2 separate regions of the Homo sapiens genome follow, and region 2 is linked to region 1. A link is an interaction called in ENCODE POLR2A ChIA-PET data of the cell type or tissue named here. Cell type or tissue: CD4-positive, alpha-beta T cell. All regions are shown on one strand. Links, peaks and the distances in the headings refer to the core of each region. The heading gives the core; the rest is flanking DNA.

Region 1 (10,855 bases), core at 1,937-6,936:
ACCATGTTGGCCAGGCTGTTTTATGACTCCTAAGGGTGAAGTTTGGTTTTCTTCCATTGCTACTGGTCAGAATATCTTTTTTTTTTTTTTTTTTTTTTGAGATGGAGTCTCGCTCTGTTGCCCAGGCTAGAGTGCAGTGGGGCAATCTTGGCTCACTGCAACCCCCATCTCCTGGGATCAGGCAATTCTCCTGCCTAAGCCTCCCGAGTAGATAGGATTACAGGCATCCACCACCACATACAGCTAAATTTTTTGTATTTTCAGTAAAGACAGGGTTTCACCATGTTGGCCAGGTTGGTCTCAAACTCCTGACCTCAGGTGATCCGCCCATCTCGGCCTCCCAAATTGTTGGGATTACAGGCGTGAGCCACCGTGCCCAGCCCAGAATATCTTAAATAGGCAAAACTGATTTGCTGAACTGGGTTTCCTGAAATATCTGTTCTTGCAACCAATTATGTTTCTTCATGAGAGCTTAGATTTTCTCCCTCTGTGTGGAAAAAAAATTAATACACTGTTATATCTCTGCCTTGGAGGTCTTTGAAGTTTTGCTGTGAACTTAATTAAATTCAGACTGTTTTTAAGATACAGTATTTCTTGGCCGGGCGTGGTGGCTCCTGACTGTAATCCCAGCACTTTGGGAGCCTGAGGTGGGCGGATCACCTGAGGTCAGGAGTTCGAGACTAGCCTGACCAACGTGGAGAAACCCTGTCTCTACTAAAAATACGAAATTAGCCAGGCATGGTGGTGTGGCCCTGTAATCCTATCTCGGGAGGCTGAGGCAGGACAGTCACTTGAACCCGGTAAGCGGAGGTTGTGGTAAGCCAAGATTGCGCCATTGCTCTCTAGCCTGGGCAACAAGAGAGAAACTCTGTCTCAAAAAAAAAAAAAAAAAAAAAAAAAGATACAGTATTTCTTTTAAGACAGCTGATGTGGCTTATTCTCCAGGCCAGTAGGCTGCTTTAAAATATTCTAAGGGCTGGGCATGGTAATTGTAATCCCAGCACTTTAGGAGACCAAGGTGGAGGATCACTTAAGTGCAGCAGTTCGAGACCAGCATGGGCAACATAGTGAGACCTCGTCTCTACCAAAAAAAAATGAAAAAAAAAAAAGTTCTAAGTATTTAGCTGGGCACTGTAGCATACACCTGTAATCCTAGCTACTCAGAAGACTGAAAGGGGAGGATCGCTTGGGCCCAAGAGTTCAAGGCCAGGCTGGGCAACATAATGAAACCCTGTCTCTTCAAAAAAAAAAAAAGTTCTGAGTATTTGGTATATTTAGTATACTTAAGGAAAGCGAGCCTTACTTGAGGTTCTTTTTAAATTTTATTTTATTTTTGAGATAGGGTTTGGTACTTTTGCCCGGGCTGGAGTGCAGTGGCACGATCACGGCTCACTGCAACCTTCATGTCCTGGGCTCAAGTCATCCTCCGACCTCAGCCTACCAAGTAGCTGGGACTAAAGGCAAGCACCACCACACCCAGCTAAACTGACTTGAGGTTCTTGTACTTCATTTTGTGTCCTTCTTCTCCTTGTTTTATTAATTGTTTTTCTTTTTTGATTAGATCTTACATGCATGTGGCACAAATTTCAAAATGTACAAAAGGACATATAAATAAAGAGTATCAGCCGGGCGTGGTGGCTCACGCCTGTAATCCCAGCACTTTGGGAGGCCGAGGCGGGCGGATCACGAGGTCAGGAGATCAAGACCATCCTGGCTAACATGGTGAAACCCAGTCTCTACTAAAAATACAAAAAATTAGCTGGGCGTGGTGGTGGGCGCCTGTAGTCCCAGCTACTCGGGAGGCTGAGGCAGGAGAATGGTGTGAACCTGGGAGGCTGAGCTTGCAGTGAGCCGAGATTGCACCACTGCACTCCAGCCTGGGCGACAGAGCGAGACTCCATCTCAAAAAAAAAAAAAAAAAATTGTGTATCTTCCTCTGTTCCCCAGTCACCCTGTTTTCTTCCCAGAAGCAACTAGTGTTACTGGTTACCTGTGCTTCATTTTAGGTTCTATACATTTACACACACACATCATTTATATGTGTGTGTGTGTGTGTGTGTGTGTATATATGTGTGTGTGTGTATTTCCCCCACACACACATTTGGGAACATAATGTACATAATATTCTGCACCTTTCTTTTTTAATTGACCATATATCCTACCAAGTTAGTATGATTAAAACTGCCTCATTAGTTTTAATGACTGCAGAGTACTCCACTATGTAGGTAAACCATAATTGATTTAACCAGGACATTTAATCATGGACATTTAGGGTTTTTAAGAGAGTTTTTTAAATTAAGATATAATTTACATACCATAAAACTCACCCTTTTAAAGTATATAATTCAGTAGTTTAATACAAGAACTCTTTTTTTTTTTTTTAAGAGGCAGAGTCTGGCTCTGTCGCTTTGGCTGGAGTGCAGTGGTGTAATCATAGCTCACTGCAGCCTTGACCTCCTACGCTCAAGCAAACAATCCTCCCATCTCAGCCTCCCAAGTAGCTGGAACTACAGGTGTGCATCAGCACACTCAACTAATTTTTAAATGTTTTGTAGAGATTGGGTCTCACTACATTGCCAAGCAGGTTCAAGAACATTTTTATTGCCCCAGAAAGAAACCCCATACCCATGACATCTAGGGTTTTGCCGTCCTTTGTTAAAACCAATTAATACTAAAATAATAATAATACTGCCCTGGATATTCTTATACACATATCATTTGGCACATGTGAAAGAATACCCACGTGACAGCTGGTTATGGTGGCACATACCTGTAGGCCCAGCTACTTAGGGGGTTAAGGATCTCTTGAGCCCAGAAATTCAAGTCCAGCCTGGGCAACATAGAGAGACCCTATCTCTAAAAAAAAAAAAAAAAAAAGTGAGTAAAAAAGAATATCTGCAGTACAAATACCTGGAAATGGATTTGCTTGGTAAGCTGATCTGTGCACTTAAGATTTTGAAAGACATTGCTAAATTGCCCTCACTAGAGGTTATATGAGTCTGTATCCTGTCAGTGTATAAAAGTTCCTATTTCCCCACTCCCTGCTAGCAGAATCCTTCATCCAACTTTTCTGTCTTTGCCAATCTGACAGGACATGTAGTATCTCACTACAATATTAATTTTTATTTCCCTTATTGTAAGTAAGGTTGATTATTTTATATGCTTAGGAGCTAGTTGTATTTCCTTTTCTGTGAATTGATTGCTCATAAACTGATTAAATCTTTGATATTCTGGATGGATCCTGATAAAAAAATTTTCCTTATTTATAAGAGCTCTTTATGTATTAGGGAGAAAAGCCCTGATAAAAAATTTTCCTTATTTATAGGAGCTCTTTGTGTATTAGGGAGAAAAGCCTTCTGGGGTATGAAGTGGAGGTATTTTTCTTAGTTATTTTTGTTTATTTGTTTTAGTCTTTGACTTTGCTTATGATGTGTTTTTCTTTTATCATGCAGAAGCTTTGCACTTTATGTCGTTGACTTTGTCAGTCTTTTATGACTTGTGTGTCTTATGACATCCTTAGACTTTCCTCACTCCAAGATTGTTAAAAAAAAAAAAATTCTCCCATGAGTTATTCTATTACTTTAAGGTTCTTTCTCCATCCACCATTTAACTCCTAGATCCATCTAGAATTTATTTTTGTGTAAGATATGAGGTGTGAATCTACCTTATTTTCCCCATATGGTTAACAACTTTTCCCCACCGCTTTGAAACGTCATTTTTACACTGTGTCCTCTTGATTAAAAGCTATTATTTAAGATGTTTGTTGGTGCAATTCAGAACAGTTTTAAATATTAGCTTTAATTTTTTAAGAGAGGTAGTCAGGTGTTCAGGACAGTGATTTCTGAACTCTTGGGGTGCCTACAGCCCCCTTCCCTCCACGACAAATCCCACTGTCTAGTGCTATTTACAGAGGGGAAGACGTCTTGCTCATGTCTGTTGGGCCAAGAAATAGTTTCCAATCACTCATCCAGGGATTTCCCCTTAGCCTCATAAAATCCACCTGGGGTCAGCCACCCATCTAGGGATTCCAGGGTTGTTACTTGAATGTGAAAAGAGCCTCAACAGGAGTCCAGAAGTAAATGGAGAATCTTTCCAGAGAAAACAGAATTCTTCACTTTTAGGTCATTAGTGACTGATCTTCAGATTATCTTCTCGTTTTATTTATTTTTATTTTTATTTTTAATTTTATTTTTTGAGACAGAATCTCTCTCTGTCACCCAGGCTGGAGTGCAGTGGCATGATCTCGGCTCACTGCAACCTCTGCCTCCCAGGTTCAAGCAATTCTCCTGCCTTAGCCTCCCGAGTAGCTGGGACTACAGGCAAGTGCCACCATGCCTGGCTAATTTTTTGTATTTTTAGTAGAGACGGGTTTCACCGTGTTGGCCAGGCTGATCTCGAACTCCTGACCTCAGGTGATCCACCCACCTCGGCCTCCCAAAGTGCTGGGATTACAGGCATGTGCCACCATGCCCGGCCTATCTTCTCATTTTAAAATCATAGACAATTTTACAATTTTGCTCTGGTAAATTTACTTTGATGGACCATAGGTCATCTGGTGAAAGGAACCCCTGGATTAGGCTATATTATGACTACATTTTGGCATTATTTGAAGCTAGAGAATACAGGGCTAAGGGTCATCTCTTTTAATTTGAAACTGTTTAAGGTGAGAAAAGAGTGTGACCCTTTAAAAAGCAGAATTCTCAGGGTGCCCCTGACTGTAAAGGCTCCTAGAGTTGTACCTACTGGGACCAGAGGAGAAGGCCTGTCTGGCAGTTCCTGATGCTGCTGATAGGGGGTAGATATTCCCAGGGAGCCTTCTTTCAAGCCAAGTGTTTGACTCCCTGTTTTGTTTGGTAGAGAAGGTTGCACAATGGCTTTTAATCTCATTCAATATTATAAAAGTGTTCTGTTTGCACTACTCAAGTAGTTTGTCACTCTAAACTTAGGGGTAGCAGCTGTTCTCTGTGCTTGAAAGTGCTAGTGGTAGTAACACCTCAATGGAGTGACTGGTGTTGACTTCCTGCCTCAGGGCTTGTTTAACCCTTAGGGCACCTCATCAAGTAGAGGAACTAGGCAAGTGTGTCAAGTAAGGAGGGAAGCTGGGAGAGTTGTGGAAGTGTTTTTCTTTGGTATAGGCTATTTTTCACTTACATTTTTATTAATTAGTTTGTTCCAGAGACGGACACTTAAAAAAAATGAATTCACAAAGGATACAGGGGAATTCAATTTAAGCGGTCATGTTAAAAAAGTAATATCTCCTTTATAGGCTTAATGTATGTCATAATTGGCTAATTTTTTCCATATGATTATGATGCCTGAGAGACAAGCCTATGGTATGCTGATGAGCCATGGTTAATACAATTTTATCTCACTAAATGTCGTCAGGATTTAAGGGAAGACCTTCACACAGATTTTTCTGTATCTACGTGATGATCATTTTCCTGCTTTTCCTTTCTGTCCCATCTTCACTCCTCCACAGTCATGTTACACTAGTATAGTCATGTGAGTGTGCCCATGAGTGACTCCAAGTTGAGTTCTAAAAAGCAGATTTCACTTAGCCAGCTGCCCTTGTCAGTTTCAGCCTTGGGAGTCACCTTTTGGTATCTTTTCCCACTGCTTCTTCCTCCTTTCTCAACCATCATTTCTCCTCTCCACTGGATTCTACTCACAGGGTTTGTAATCTCCCAGATCATTCAGCATCTGAATGAATTCAGCCGCCAAGGGGAAGATCACTGGCAGATCCCAGTGGGGGTACTTACCCCTTCCAGACTCTTCCTGAGGAAAGCAAGTTACCTTCCATGTAGCAGGAGTACATTTTATACTAGTTTGGCCTTGTGACTGTTAGAGTGGGAAGTCTGAGGGAACTGGAGAAGAGATGCAGTTTTAACAGAGGAAAAACATTTAGTAGAGACTGTCCCTTCTGCCTTCGGGCGTGTCCCTCTTCTGGGCATCTTTTCAGGATTTCATTCCTACGTCCAACTGCCGTTCACAACTGCCCTTTCCAACTGCTCCAGAACTCTTGGCCCTGGCATTCCGTGATGTAAATTATTCCACACATGGCTCAAAAGGGTGTGAAGCTGTGTGCCAGGTGTCGGATCACTAGTGTAAGTTTCCCAGTCTGTGGGGAGAGCTGCTCTTGGAATCTGTGCAGTTGTTGTTGTTTCAGCCCAAGCATAGTCATTTCACTGGCTAAGCTTGACACTGTCGCTGGTGGGGGAGAGAGGGATCTCGGGGCCTGGAGCTAGGGTGAACTTTTTTGGTTGAGATTCTCTACTTTAAGGATTCTAGTGTTAGGATGTAGATTGTTTGGAGTTGAACAGGGGTGGTGCTGCTGCAAAAGGAGAATGTGGGACCGGCCGGCCAGAGCCTGCAGAGACTGCCTGCGGCTAGGGTGCCCCCTCTTCTCTCTCTAAATGCAGGAAGAACCATTTTCCTATCTTCCTAAAGATAGCCAGAATATGGCAAAAAATGTAGGTTGCTCACCATGTTTAGGAACATTGAGTCACAAAATTAAAAGACCTCTATGTCTATGAGATCTTTTCTAAAACATAAATATTATTTCTCCCCTTGTTTATTGTACATTTTGAGGAAGTTACTGTTCATGGTTTATAGCCCCTTGGGGGAATCTGCATGTGAGGGAGGTTGCTGCCAACTATCTTTGATTTGTCTAGATTCTTTTTTGACTTATAAGTTAAAGGTTTGTTTTCAATAAAAAGTTTAAATTGAATACTTTATCTCTCAAATGACCTCAAAATTTTTAAAATTACATTAATATTAAGCAGAGGAAAACTCACGTGAATTACAGTTATTTATCCAGAAAAGTGTAAGGCATACTTTTGTATTGCATTGATACTACTGTCTTTAATCTGCTTTACTGAAACCTGTTTTCCTCTCCCTTTTCTTTATAGTTGTCATGGATGATGATGATGACTCGTGTCTCCTTGATCTTATTGGGTAAGATGCTTATTCCAAAACCTGGGTAAATCAAATGTGTGAGGTTTGCTGAACACTAAGACAACCTAATAGCATATAACACCTGATAGGTATTTTAAATAAAAATTAAATAATAATCATAGGTTTAGTAGAGAAACAGAGACATGATTAACATAGGGGTTGTAATTCAGTAATTCTTTTTTTTTTTTTCCTTTTGAGACAGGGTCTCACTCTGTCACCCAGGCTAAAGTGCAGCAGCACAATCTCAGCTCACTGTAGCCTCCACCTCCCAGGCCCACACGATCCTCCCACCTCAGCCTCCCAAGTAGCGGGGACTACAGTCACACACCACCATGCCTGGCTAATTTTTTGTGTTTTTTTTTTTTTGTAGAGACAGGGTTTTGCCATGTTGTACAAGCTGGTCTCCAACTCCTAGACTGAAGTGATCCTCCTGCCTCAGCCTCCCAAAGTGCTGGGATTACAGGCATGAGCCACTGTGCTCAGCAAGTAATTATTTATTAAATTTATTTCCTAATAAATCCCAGGAGGCAGAAGTGAATAATAATAGGAAATGGCACAACATCAAAACAAAAACAAGATTAAAAAAAAAAAAACCTACTAATAGTTTTAAAATAGGGAGAGGATTTTACTCAGGTAATAAATCATTTTCTTTCTACTCTAGTAAAAATTAGTTCTAAATATAGATAGTATATTTGTTTGTTGTTTTATCTCTTTTTTTCCTCTCTTTTCTAGAGACCCACAAGCATTGAACTATTTTCTACATGGACCTAGTAATAAATCTGTAAGTAATGCATAGAATACCACAGACATCTATTTTGTTTCTGCTTTACAGTTAAAGTAGTAACCACCTATTGAATTTGTATCTTTGCAGAGCAATGATGACTTGACTAATGCAGGATATTCTGCAGCCAATTCAAATTCAATTTTCGCCAACTCTAGTGTGAGTATTGGAAACTAAATGCAATGATTGAATGGTTTCTGTCTGATTGATGCCTTGTGAACTGAGCCTTTAACTGCCTTTGTATCATGAGAATCCTTACCTTGTCTGTTGTAATTAATTTAATTTTATTTATTTATTTTGAGATGGGGCCTCACTCTGTCGCCCAGACTGGAGTGCAGTGGTGCGATCACAGCTCACTGCAGCCTTGACCTCCCAGGCTGAAGCGATCCTCCCACCTCAGCCTCCCGAATAGCTGGGACTACAGGCGCATGCCACACGGGCTAATTTTTGTATTTTTAATAGAGACAGAGTTTCGCCATGTTAGCCCGGCTGGTCTTGAACTCTCAGGCTCAAGCAATACACCTACCTTGGCCTCCCAAAATGTTGGAATTACAGGTATGAGCCACTGTGCCCAGCCTGTTGTAATTTATATAGGAAGAAAATCTATTGAATTATGTAGACATTTTCTACTTTTAACTTAGTCAATTAAGACAAGCTATGTGGCCAGGTACAGTAGCTCACACCTGTAATCTCAGCACTTTGGGAGGCCAAAGTGGGAGAATCATTTGAGCTCAGGAGTTCAAGACCAGCCTGGGCAACATAGCAAGACCCTGTCTCTATTTTTAAAAAATAAAATAGACCAGATGTGGTGGCTCATGCCTGTAATCCCAACACTTTGGGAGGCCGAGGCAGGTGGATCACGAGGTCAGGAGTTAAAGATCAGCCTGGCCAAGATGGTAAAACCCCATCTCTACTAAAAATACAAAAAAAAATTGCCAGGCATGGTGGTAGGCGCCTGTAATCCCAGCTACTCGGGAGCCTGTGGCAGAGAATTGCATAAACCCAGGAGGCAAAGGATGCAGTGAGCCGAGATCCCGCCACTGCATTCCAGCCTGGGCGACAGAGCGAAACTCCATCTCAAACAATAAATAAATAAATAAATAAAATAATACACCAGGCATGGTGGCTCACACCTGTAATCCCAGCACTTTGGGAGGCCGAGGCAGGCAGATCATGAAGTCAGGAGATCGAGACCATCCGGGCCAACACGGTGAAACCCCGTCTCTACTAAAAACACAGAAATTGGTGTGGTGGCGCGTGCCTGTAATCCCAGCTACTCAGGAGGCTGAGGCAGGAGAATCGCTTGAACCAGGGAGTTGGAGGTTGCAGTGAGCCAAGATCGCACCATTACACTCCAGCCTGGCCACATAGGGAGACTCTGTCTCAAAAAAATAAAAAAAATAAAAATAAATAATAAATAATAAAAAGACAAACTATATGAGGTTGTCTTTTAAATAATAAAAAGACAAGTTATATATCCACTTTGCCATTTTTCTAAGCTTTCAACTTTCTTTTTTTGAGACGGAATCTTGCTCTGTTGCCCAGGCTGGAGTGCAGTGGCACGATCTCGTCTCACTGCAGCCTCTGCCTCCTGGGTTCAAGCAATTCTCCTGCCTCAGCTTCCCTAGTAGCTGGGATTACAGGTACCCACCACCACACCAGCTAATTTTTGTATTTTTAGTAGAGACTGCGTTTCTCCATGTTGGCCTGGATGATCTTGAACTCCTGATCTCAAGTGATCCCCGCCCCATTACAGGCGTGAGCCACTGCACCTGGCCTCAACATTCTTTCTAAAATGACTCAGAAATGTTACAACCTGAGAAACTCATATTAGAATGTTTTGAACCTTGTTACATAATAATCTTTAAAGAAATTATTCTTAATTCATAGTTACTTATAAGTTGTTTTCATCTTAAATGAGAAAAACAAAGATAATGAGTAACACTTGAGCATTTAGTATGTGCTTGGCATTAAGAGCTTAACATATATTAACCTCAGCCAGACATGGTGGCCCATGCCTATAATCCCACCATTTTAGGAGGCCAAGGCAGGAGGATTACTTGAGCTCAGGAGTTTGAGACCAACCAGCATAGTGAGACCCCATCTCTACAAAAAATTTAAAAATTAGACCAGCAGCTGGGCGCAGTGGCTTACGCCTCTAATCCCAACACTTTGGGAGGCCGAGGCAGGCAGACCACGAGGTCAGGAGTTCGAGACCAGCCTGGCCAACATAGTGAAACCCCATCTCTACTAAAAATGCAAAAAATTAGCCGGGCGTAGTGGCGTGTGCCTGTAATCCCAGCTACTCAGGAGACTGAGGCAGGAGAATTGCTTGAACCTGGGAGGTGGAGGTTACAGTGAGCCAAGATCACGCCACTGCACTCCAGCCTGGGCGACAGTGCAAGACTCTGTCTCAAAAAAAAAAAAAAAAAAAAATTGGCTGGGCGCGGTGGCTCACGCCTGTAATCCCAGCACTTTGGGAGGCCGAGGTGGGCGGATCATGAGGTCAGGAGATCAAAACCATCCTGGCTAACACGGTGAAACCCTGTCTCTACTAAAAATACAAAAAAATTAGCCGGGCGTTGTGGCGGCTGCCTGTAGTCCCAGCTACTTGGGAGGCTGAGGCAGGAGAATGGCTTGAACCCGGGAGGTGGAGCTTGCAGTGAGCTGAGATTGCGCCACTGCACTTCAGCCCGGGCGACAGAGCAAGACTCGGTCTCAAAAAAAAAAAAAGAAAAAATAGATGAGCATGGTGGTGCGTGCCTATAGTCCCAGTCCTGCTGAGGCAGGATCCCTTGAGCCCAGGAGTTGGAGGCTGCAGTGAGCCAAGATTGTGCCACTGCACTCCAGCCTAGGTGACAGAGTGAGACCCTATCTCAAAAAAAAGAAACCCAAGACATGTATTAACCTCATTTAATCTTCACAATGATTCCATGAAGTGGTTCTATTAAGATACATATTTTGGCCAGGCACGGTGGCTCACACCAACACTTGTGAGAGGCCGAAGTAGGTGGATCACCTGAGGTGAGGAGTTCAAGACCAGCCTGGCCAACATGGCAAAACCCTATCTCTACTAAAAAATATAAAAATTAGCTGGGCGTGGTGGTGGGCACCTGTAAT
Region 2 (10,855 bases), core at 2,797-7,796, 130 kb after region 1:
CAAGTGCTGGGAAGGCCCAGGGTTGTCTTGGGGTGAGGGGAGGCATGGGCATAGGATGAGGCCCAGGGCAGTGCACTGACCTTACGCTGCTCCCTCGTGTCCTGGACACCTGGCTGCCGTTCCCTCCCTCCCTCTCTCCTGCTGCTCCTCTTCCCAAGGCCTCCCATTTGTTGTGTAAAATGCAGTGTTTACCTGGCCAGCTCCCGCCCCTGTTCCTACTTCCACCTGGCCTTGACTGTTGGTCCTGAACCTTGTTTTCTGATGACCACACTTGATCACTCTGAGGTTCCTAGCTGTTGTACCTGGAGTGCAGTTGGGAGGACACCCGGTTCCCAACACCATCTGGTCACACCATGTTCCTCAGGGCCAAGGGAGGAGCAGAGAGGCTGGCCTCTAGGGAGAAGGGGTGGGGAAGCTCAGGCACCTCCCAGTTTGTCCTGAAGGCAGGGATCGGGGCAATTGGTACAGTAGTGATGACAATTGTATGTATTCAAATTGTATGCTTTAACTTTTACTATTACCACACTCTTGTGAGGTGTGCTGTTAACCTCATTGTGTAGAGGAGAAAACAGGCTAGAGTCAAGTGATATGCTTGGAGTCAGGTGACCTTGGAGTCAAGGTCCTGCTGTTAAGGAGTGGTATAGCTGGGACGCAGACACTGGCGTTCAGATTACAAATCCATGGTACTTCCACTCTCCACAGCTGCCAGGGCCTCTTCCCCCAACCCCTGGCACTGACAGTGTGAGTTGTATCGAACTGGTTTAGTTTCTTGGCCTTAACCTGTCACCACCACCAAGATTCTTTTTGTTTTGTTTTGTTTTGTTTTGTTTTTTTGAGGCGGAATCTCACTCTGTTGCCCAGGCTGGAGTGCAGTGGTGTGATCTTGGCTCACTGCATCGTCTGCCTCCCGGGTTCAAGCAATTCTCTGCCTTAGCCTCCCGAGTAGCTGGGATTACAGGCACCTGCCACCACGCCCAGCTAATTTTTTTGTATTTGTAGTAGAGACGGGGTTTCACCATCTTGGCCAGGATAGTTTTGAACTCCTGACCTCATGATCCATCTGCCTCGGCTTCCCAAAGTGTTGGGATTACAGGTGGGAGCCACTGCGCCTGGCCTAACCACCACCAAGATTCCTAAAAGGCGAATAGGAAGCAGCTGTGGCTTATTGGAAGGAAAGAATGGCAGCAAGTCCTGGGGGAGCTGTGCCCGCACCAGATCTCCCGTGAGCACCCACACTGCAACTCTACCTCACACTTCCAGGCTAGGCCCAGTGGGTAGGAGGGATACACTGCTGAAGCCTCCCTGCGTCCATTGCAGCGGCTCTGGGGGCTGAACTGGGAGTGAGGGGCCCCCTCATAGCCTGGTCCCAGCCTCTCCCCCTCTACCAGGTTAGGGCAGCCAAGGCCATAGAGAGTGGAACAGAATGGAATCTGTCTCTCCTTAAGCTGTTGAGGATGACGCCAGGTCCTGGGAAAATGATACTGTCTTGGTCCAGCCTCCACCTCTGCATCTCCAGGACTGATGTTCCCCCTGTTAAAGGAGCTGGTGAGCAGTGAGATTACAGTCTAGATGCAGGTCTTGTCCTGGACTTTGTTCTGAGCATAGAAAATGGCTGGGGGTGAGGTGGAGGGGCTGGTACCCAGGGCAGGGATGTGTTTCCTGCCCCCTGAACTGTCTAGGATTTGGTGGCCACCCTCTGATTCCCCCATTCTATCACTAACAGCACTTCAAGGCCTGGCTTACTTCTGTCCCCACAGCTTCATTGATTTTTTTTTTGTTTTTTGTTTTGTTTTGAGTCTTTTTTTTTTTTTTTTTGAGACAGAGTCTCACTCTGTTGCCCAGGCTGGAGTGCAGTGTCACAATCTCAGCTCACTGCAACCTCCGCCTCCTGGGTTCAAGTGATTCTCTGCTTCAGCCTCCCAAGTAGCTGGGATTACAGGCAACCGCCACCACACCCAGCTAATTTTTGTATTTTCAGTAGAGACGGGGTTTCCCCATGTTGGCCAGGCTGTTCTCGAACTCCTGACCTCAAGTGATCCACCTGCCTTGGCCTCCCAAAGTGCTGGGATTACAGGCAGGAACTACCATGCCTAACCCTTTCCCCTACCTTTCTTTTTTGGAACAGGATCTCCCTTTGTCACCCAGGCTGGAGTGCAGTGGCGTGATCATGACTCACTGCAGGCCTCAACCTCTCAGGCTCAAGTGATCCTCCTGAATAGTTGGGACCATAGGTATGCACCACTGTACCTGGCTAATTTAAACATCTTATTTTTTGTATACCAGGTGTGGAGGCTCACACCTGTAATCCTAGCACTTTGGGAGACCAAGGCTGGAGGATCGCTTGAACCCAGGAGTTCGAGACTAGCCTAGGCAACATAGTGAGACCATGTGTCTAAAAAAAGAAAAAATTATTTAAATACTTTTTTATTTGTTTGCAAGAGTCTCACTCTGTCACCCAGGCTGGAGTGCACTGGCACAATCTTGTCTCACTGCAACCTCTTCCTCCTGGGTTCAAGTGATTATCCTGCTTCAGCCTCCCGAGTAGCTGGGATTACAGCCACACACAACCACGTCTGGCTAATTTTTGTATTTTTAATAGAGACGGGGTTTCACCATGATGGCCAGGCTGGTCTCGAACTCCTCACCTCAGATGATTCACCCACCTCGGCCTCTCAGAGTGCTAGGATTATAGGTATGAGCCACTGTACCCGGCCAATAATTTTTTTAATTTTTAATTTATTTTTTGGGCCTGGGGTGGTTTCAGCCTCTTATTTGGGAGGCTGAGGCAGGACAATTGCTTGAAACCAAGAGGCGGAGGTTGCAGTGAGCCGAGATTGCACCACTGCACTCCAGCCTGGGTGACAGAGTGAGACTCCATCCCCCGCAACCAAAAAAAAAAAAAAATTTGTAGCAACAGGGTCTCCACATGTTGGCCAGGCTGGTCTCAAACTCCTGGACTCAAGCAATCCTCCCATCTCGGCCTCCCAAAGTGCTGGGATTACACGTGTGAGCCACCATGCCTGGCCTCATTGATTTTTAAAGTAGGACAAGGTAAAGATCTAACCCCCAAGCCAGGTGTGGTGGCTCACGGCTGTAATCCCGGCACTTTGGGAGGCTGAGATGGGCGGTTCACCTGAGGTCAGCCTGGGCGACAGAGGGAGACTCCATCTCAAAAAAAAATAAAAAAAACTCCTTACTGAGGTGTTGGCCCAGTGGCCCAATCCCAGGCCCTGGCCCAGTCTTGAGGGCAGGCAGTGTTGTCACTGCTTTGCTCTTTGACCTGTGGTTACTGCTTCCCAAGGGCCAGGCTTGTTGCATACTCACTAGCTTTCACGCAGCCCACCCAGCAGCAGCTTACTCTGGCCCTGCCTAGAAAGGCAGAATGCAGGAAACCTGGCTTTCCGGGTTTTTTTCTTTCCCTTTTTTTTTTTTTTTGGTAGAGACGGGGTTTTGCTGTGTTGCCCAGGCTGGTCTCACACTTCTGGGCTCCAGCAATCCCCCCACCTCGGCCTCCCAAAGTTTTGGAATTACAGGTGTGTGGCTTAGCGCCCAGCCCAGGTTTTTCTTTTCTTCTCCCCACCACACAAGCCTTTCCGAACTTGGGCGTTGCCTCCCACTTTCCTATACCCCTTCCCATCCATGGCTTGTTTTTGTTTTGATTCAGAACAGGCAGAAATTAATCTACCTGATATACAGAAATTCATATAGATGAATTTCTACCTGTTCTGAATCAAAACACAAGCCATGTGCAGTGCATGCCTGTAGTCCCAGCTACTTGGGAGGTGGCTTGAGAGGATCACTTGAGCCCAGGAGTTCCAGTCCAGCCTGAGCAACACAGTGAGACCCTCATCTCTAAAAAGCGAATAAAAACAAAAAAAACACCAAAACAACCAGGATGTCTCCCATTTGCACTCCACTTAAGTGTGGAGACTTAGGCTGATCACATCACTGCACTCCAGCCTGAGTAACAGACTGAGACCCTGTCTCAAAAAACAAAATGAGACAAAAAACCTGCTCGTAATAAAGTGTGAAATTATAAAAAGAACCTCTGTTTTTAAAAGTTTTCTATTTATATAAATTTATAGGGCACAAGTATAATCAGGTAAGGGTACTGCCTGCACTCAAGTTAACCTGATTTCCGTCTTCCTGTCAGAAGCCTCATTAGAACAAGATTCTAAACTTAACTCACCTGGACATGAGAGTCACCTAGAATACTTGTTAAACATACAGATGTCTGGGTTTGCCTCAGACTTGCTGGGTTGAGACCTGGGAGTCTGCATGCTTAGCAAACATCTCTCACGGTCCTTAAGAGGAGGCAGCTAGAACTCACTTCACCAAGATAAACCCAGGGTGTTGTCCTAAGATGGGGCAGGACTTCAGTGAATTTACAGTGGGTCAATGTCTTGTCCTCAGAAACACAAACAGCAGAATGGCTCCATCTCTGTTGAAGACTTCCATCAACTAGAACCACGAGGGCTGATGGACAGACCACAAGGCCAGTTTGTTCCAGTTCAATGATTAAAAGAACCACAGATGACCAGGCACGGTGGCTCACGCCTGTAATCCCAGCACTTTGGGAGCCCGAGGTGGGTGGATCACGAGATCAGGAGTTTGAGACCAGCCTGGCCAATATGGTGAAACCCCGTCTCTACTAAAGATACAAAAAATTAGCCAGGCGTGGTGGCTCACGCCTGTAATCCCAGCTATTCAGGAGGCTGAGGCAGAAGAATGACTCGAACCCAGGAGGCAGAGGTTGCAGTGAGCCGAGATCATGCCATTGCACTCCAGCCTGGGCAACAGGCAAGACTCTGTCTGAAACCAAACAACAACAAAACATGCTCAGACAGTAAAATCTCACGAGTGCTACATCAGGGCTTCCATATTCATTTGAAAGGGCAGGTCCTAGGAGGCAGGCTCCTCTCCTTACTTTGAGACTGCTGGGTGGCATTTCCATAGATCTTTATGCAAGTTAGGAAAAGGTGCTCTTCACACCTTTAACTTCCATCTGTCAGAAAATTGTTTTGCCGGGTGTGGGGTCTCACACCTGTAATCCCATCTCTTTGGGAGGCTGAGGCGGGTGGATCACCTGAGGTCAGGAGTTTGAGACCAGCCTGGCCAACTTGGTGAAACCCCGTCTCTACTAAAATACAAAAATTAGCCTGGTGTGGTGGCATGCGCCTGTAATCCCAGCTACTTGGGAGGCTGAGGCAGGAGAATTGCTTGAACCTCCTGCCACTGCACTCCAGCCTGGGTGACAGAATGAGACTCCGTCTCCAAAAAAAAAAAAAAAGAAAATTGTTTTAATTACATTTGTTAGGAAAAGACACTTCACTGAATGCCTGCCAGAAAATTATCATCTTAAATCTACAAACCCATGGGGTTTGTCCTGTGAATGGGAGCCCCACACTCCCCTCTAGTGTGGAGACTTATGCTGTCCAGATGTTGACCGCAGCCCTGCATCACTATAGTTCCCAAATATGAACAAAATTCCCCTTATTTTTTGATCTTGAAAGAAAAGCCTATTTTTTATGACAGATATATATGGGTCCATGCTAAGTCACTTGTTTCAATGAGATGGACCCTACTGCCAGCTCTGGTAATAGCAATATGTATTAGCACCAACTGCCCCTAAGTGGAAAAGATTGCCCAAAAAAGACATTAAAAAGCCATATTGGCTGGGCATGGTGGCTCACGCCTGTAATCCCAGCACTTTGGGAGGCTGAGGTGGGTGGATCACGAGGTCGGGAGATCCAGATCATCCTGGCTAACACGGTGAAACTCCGTCTCTACTAAAAATACAAAAAAAAAAAAAATTAGCCGGGCGTGGTGGCGGGCGCCTGTAGTCCCAGCTGCTCCGGAGGCTGAGGCAGGAGAAAGGCGTGAACCCGGGAGGCGGACCTTGCGGTGAGCCGAGATCGCACTACTGACTCCAGCCTGGGCGACAGAGCGAGACTCCGTCTCAAAAAAAAAAAAAGCTACAGAAAAAATGTTACTAAGAAGGTCATAAGAAAAATATATTTACTGTTCGTTAAGTGGAAGTGGATCATCTTAAGGTCTTCATCCTTCTCATCTTGGGAGAAGCTGATTTTGAAGTCTCGGGGTGGCAGAGACAGGAGAAAATCCACATATATGTGGGCCCACATAGTTCAGCTCCATGTTGTGTGTTTGAGGGTCAATGGCAATCTGGCTTTTTTTTTTTTTTTTTTGAGACGGAGTCTTGCTCTGTCTCCCAGGCTGGAGTGCAGTGGCACGTTCTCGGCTTACTGCAAGCTCCGCCTCCTTGGGTTCACACCATTCTCCTGCCTCAGCCTCCCGAGTAGCTGGGACTACAGGCGCCTGCCACCACGCCCGCTAATTTTTTGTATTTTTAGTAGAGACAGGGTTTCACCATGTTAGCCAGGATGGTCTCGATCTCCTGACCTCGTGATCCGCCCACCTCAGCTTCCCAAAGTGCTGGGATTACAGGCGTGAGCCACTGCGCCTGGCCTCTATAGCTTTAATGTAAGATTACACTATATAATACGCATACAAGCTATGTGTTATTGGCCTGGCATGGTAGCTCACCCCTGTAATCCCAGCACTTTGGGAAGCCGAGGCGGACAGATCACCTGAGGTCAGGAGTTCAAGACTAGCCTGGCCAACATGGTGAAACCCCGTCTCTACTAAAAATACAAAAATTAGCCTATGTGCTGGTGCACGCCTGTAATCCCAGCTACTCAGGAGGCTGAGGCAGAAGAATCGCTTGAACCCGAGAGGCAGAGGCTGCAGTAAGGCGAGATCACACCACTGCACTTCAGCCTGGGCAACAGAGTGAGACTTGGTCTGTCTCTCAAAAAAAAGATATGTATTATCGACTTTATGTTATAGGTAAGGGTTCTGGTCCATAGTAAGTTATTAGTAATCGAGTTTTTGGGGAGTCAGAAGTTATACATGGGGGCCAGACACAGTGGGTCACGCCTGTAGTCCCAGCATTTTGAAAGGCTGAGGCAGGCAGATCGCTTGAACTCAGGAGTTTGAGACCAGCCTGGGCAACATGGCGAAACCCCATCTCTACAAAAAAATAGAAAAATTAGCCAGGCACGGTGGTGCATTCCTGTGGTCTCAGCTACTTGAGAGGCTGAGATGGGAGGATCACTTGAGCACAGGAGGCGGAGGTTTCCGTGAGCTGAGATCATGCCATTGCACCCTAGCCTGGTTAACAGAACAAGACCCTGTCTCAAAAAAAAAAAAAAAACAAAAAACAAAAAGTTACACATGGATTTTCAACTGTGTGGGGAGTCAGGGCCTCTAACCCCCAAGTTGTTCAAGGGTAACCTGGACTCACCAACCCAGTCTTGGTGTTTTAGATGTAATGGCGTGTGCTACGTCACCTGTTTCAATAAGCAATGTTTAGCCTGTTATCAGGGCCTGAAATAGCATATCATATTTATGTTGAATAATAATAGCTCAGTGAACAGATCTGTGTGTACTGAAGAGATCTTACTGGAGGTTAGCACTCCTTAAAACCGCCTTTTTTTTTTTTTCTTTTGAGATGGAGTCTCACTCTGTCACTTAGGCTGGAGTGTAGTAGTACGATCTAGGCTCTCTGCAACCTCCGCCTCCCAAGTAGCTGAGACCTACAGGCACGCACCACCATGCCTGGCTAATTTTTGTATTTTTTAGTAGAGATGGGGTTTCACCATATTGGCCAGGCTGGTCTCGAACTCCTGACTTCGTGATCCACCCGCCTCAGCCTCCCAAAGTGCTGGGATTACAGGCGTGAGCCACTGTGCCTGGCTAAAACTGCTTTTAACAGCCAGGAACAGTAGCTCACACCTGTATTCCCAGCAGTTTGGGACCAGCCTGGGCAGCATAGTGAGACCTCATCTCTACTAAAAAAAAAAAAAATAGCTATGTGTGATCCCAGCTACTCAGGAGGCTGAGGTGGGAGGATCACTTGAGCCTGGGAGGTCGAGGCTGCAGTGAGCATCTGTGATCACACCACTGCACTCCAGCCTGTTTTTTGAGACCCTGTCTCAAAAAAAAAAGAAAGAAAACCCTGCTTTTTTTTTTTATGAGACAGAGTCTCGCTCCATCGCCCAGGCTGGAGTGCAGTGGTGCGATCTTGGCTCACTGCAAGCTCCGCCTCCTGGGTTCACGCCATTCTCCTGCCACAGCCTCCTGAGTAGCTGGGACTACAGGCACCTGCCACCACGCCCAGCTAATTTTTTGTATTTTTAGTAGAGACGGAGTTTCACCATGTTAGCCAGGATGGTCTCGATCTCCTGACCTCGTGATCCGTCCGCCTTGGCCTCCCAAAGTGCTGGGATTACAGACGTGAGCCACCGCGCCCGGCCAAAACCCTGCTTTTAATAAAGTGTGAAATGGTAAAAATAACCTCTCTTTTTTTTTAAGTTTTCTATTTGTATAAATGTATAGGGCAAAAGTATCGTTTTGTTACATGCATAGAGTGTGTAGTGGTGAATTCAGGGCTTTTCGGGAGAACCTCTCTTCTTACACATCAGTGGAGTACTCACTGATAACACTACGCTTAATAGTAATGTTGCCATTATTAGTGTTACGACCCACTGATATAGAGACCTATTTGACAACTAACAGGACTTTCTTAAAAGTCCAAAAAAGGATCTGCTTTGATAATTCTGCTAGGAGATCCAAGTGGGTGGGTGGATCTGCTAGCACCACTCCTCAAGTGTTTCAATGTTCAGTCTGGGGTAGATCCAATTAGCAGAGAAGAATTTTTATGCAATGGCTTGGACTAGAGTTTGGAATTTGGCAGTCATCACTGGAAAAATGAATTTCTGCCTGTTCTGAATCAAAACAAAACAAGCCATGTGCAGTACACACCTGTAGTCCCAGCTACTTGGGAAGTGACTTGAGAGGATCACTTGAGCCCAGGAGTTCCAGTCCAGCCTGAGCAACACAGTGAGACCCTCATCTCTAAAAAGCAAATAAAAATAAAAAACACCAAAACAACCAGGATGTCTCCCATTCGCAGTTATTGTATCTACATAATTCACAATTGCAGGATTTTAATGTGTCCTCAAATAGGACTTGGAGTTTGTCCAGTTACAGCCACATTCCCAAGATGAAGTCTTTTTGCAAACATGTCACACATTTAGGAATGAAGAATTTAGTCTTTTCAGCCAATTCCAAATAATGTGTCCCACATTTAAAATATCACCTGTTCTTCTTTTCTTTTCTTTTTTCTTTTTTTGAGATGGAGTCTCACTCTGTTGCCCAGGGAAGTGCAGTGGCGCGATCTTGGCTCACTGCAACCTCCACCTTCCAGGTTCAAGTGATTCTCCTGCCTCAGCTTCCTGAGTAGCTGATTACAGGTGTGTGCCACCACACCCGGCTAATTTTTGTATTTTCAGTAGAGACAGGATTTCACCATGTTGGCCAGGCTGGACCTATTCTTATTTTCAGTGAAGTCAAACAGTAAATTGATTTATATTCTGTGATCTTTTCCATGGCCCAGGGCATCTAAAATTTACAGAGAGATGGCCAGGCATGGTGGTCATGCCTGTAATCCCAGTACTTTGGGAAACCGAGGCAGGTGGATTGCTTGAGCCCAGGAGTTTGAGACCAGCCTGGATAACAAAGTGAGACTGTCTCTACAAAAATAAAATAAAATTTATAGAGACGAATTAAGTAAAATAAAAAGCAGTTTTAATATATTTTAGTGGGCAGGACATGGACAATTTGTAGATGAAGGATTGCAATTATTTGGTATATTTTGGCAATAATTAAAGAAGATATAATAGATATAATTAGATACAATATTCTACCTAATGAAATATCAACGAATAATATGTAAAGAAGAGTTCAAACACGCCGGGTGAGGTGGTTTATGCCTGTAATCCCAGCACTTTGGGAGGCTGAGGCAAGAGGATCACTTGAGCCCAGGAGTTGGAGACAAGCTTGAGTGACACAGACATACCAAAAAAAAAAAATTAGCCAGGCATGGTGGCGCACCCCCATAATGGCAACTACTCAAGAGGCTGAGGTGGGAAGATCGCTTGAGCCTGCAAGTTCGAGGCTGCAGTGAGCTATGATCACACCACTGTGTTCCAGCCTAGGCGACAAAGCAAGACCCTGTTTTAAAAAAAAAAAAATTAAATTTTAAAAAGGAGTGACCCTACTACCTCCTTCAGCATTCCTTTCCCACACAAAGCAAATGGAAAAGAAAGTAATAATAAAGGGAAAAATAATAAACTGCCATAAGCCACTTAACATTTCAAATATTGTATATATAGCCAATCTATTTGTAGACAGTGACAAAGAAATTATTCCCGTATCATCTTGGTTATTATTCCAATCACTCTTCATTCTCCAGACTTTTTTTCTTTTTCTTTTTCTTTTTCTTTTTTTTTTTTTATTTGAGGCAGAGTCTCCCTCAGTCATCCAGGCTGGAGTACAGTGGCACAATCTCGGCTCACTGCAGCCTCTGCCTCCTGGGTTCAAGCGATTCTCCTGCCTCAGCCTCCCAAGTAGTTGGGATTACAGGCGCCTGCCACCACGCCCAGCTAATTTTTGTCTTTTCAATAGAGACAGGGTTTCACCATGTTGGCCAGGCTGGTCTCCAACTCCTGACCTCAAGTGATCTGCCCACCTCGGCCCCCAAAAGTGCTGGGATTACAGGTCTCAGCCACCGCTCCTGACCAAGCATGCATTTTTAAGGCCGGGCAAGGTGGCTCAAGCCTGTAATCCTAGCACTTTGGGAAGCGAGGCAGGCGGATCACGAGGTCAGGAGTTCGAGACCAGCCTGGCCAACATGGTGAAACGCCATCTCTACTGAAAATACAAAAAAATTAGCTGGGTGTGTTGGCGCATGCCTGTAATCCCAGCTACTTAG

The links. Peaks named below come from ENCODE experiments on the same cell type or tissue, not always from the same donor. Only the 100,000 strongest peaks of a DNase experiment are listed, where the experiment ranks them.
Region 2: POLR2A ChIA-PET joins it to region 1 with 6 read pairs; 3 of 35 experiments call an interaction of 5 or more read pairs at or near these places.

What each region holds. Positions count from the first base shown.
Region 1 is chr6:42,815,110-42,825,964 of GRCh38, forward strand. BICRAL (BICRA like chromatin remodeling complex associated protein) reads left to right here. Exons shown (of 13, transcript NM_001393499.1): 3 at 6,909-6,954; 4 at 7,687-7,735; 5 at 7,826-7,894. The coding sequence starts at 6,914. Among named protein-coding and RNA genes, the nearest start is that of BICRAL, 38 kb to the left of the region's middle. In CD4-positive, alpha-beta T cell, for the core only: no CTCF peak of the experiment used is centred there; a DNase peak (open chromatin) is centred at 4,792.
Region 2 is chr6:42,939,385-42,950,239 of GRCh38, forward strand. The region is part of intron 1 of CNPY3-GNMT (CNPY3-GNMT readthrough); the gene reads left to right. It overlaps LINC02976 (long intergenic non-protein coding RNA 2976), which reads left to right and starts at 1,109. Exons shown (of 5, transcript NR_186646.1): 1 at 1,109-1,222; 2 at 1,389-1,545; 3 at 2,126-2,231; 4 at 4,414-4,586; 5 at 8,224-8,976. In CD4-positive, alpha-beta T cell, for the core only: no CTCF peak of the experiment used is centred there; no DNase peak of the experiment used is centred there.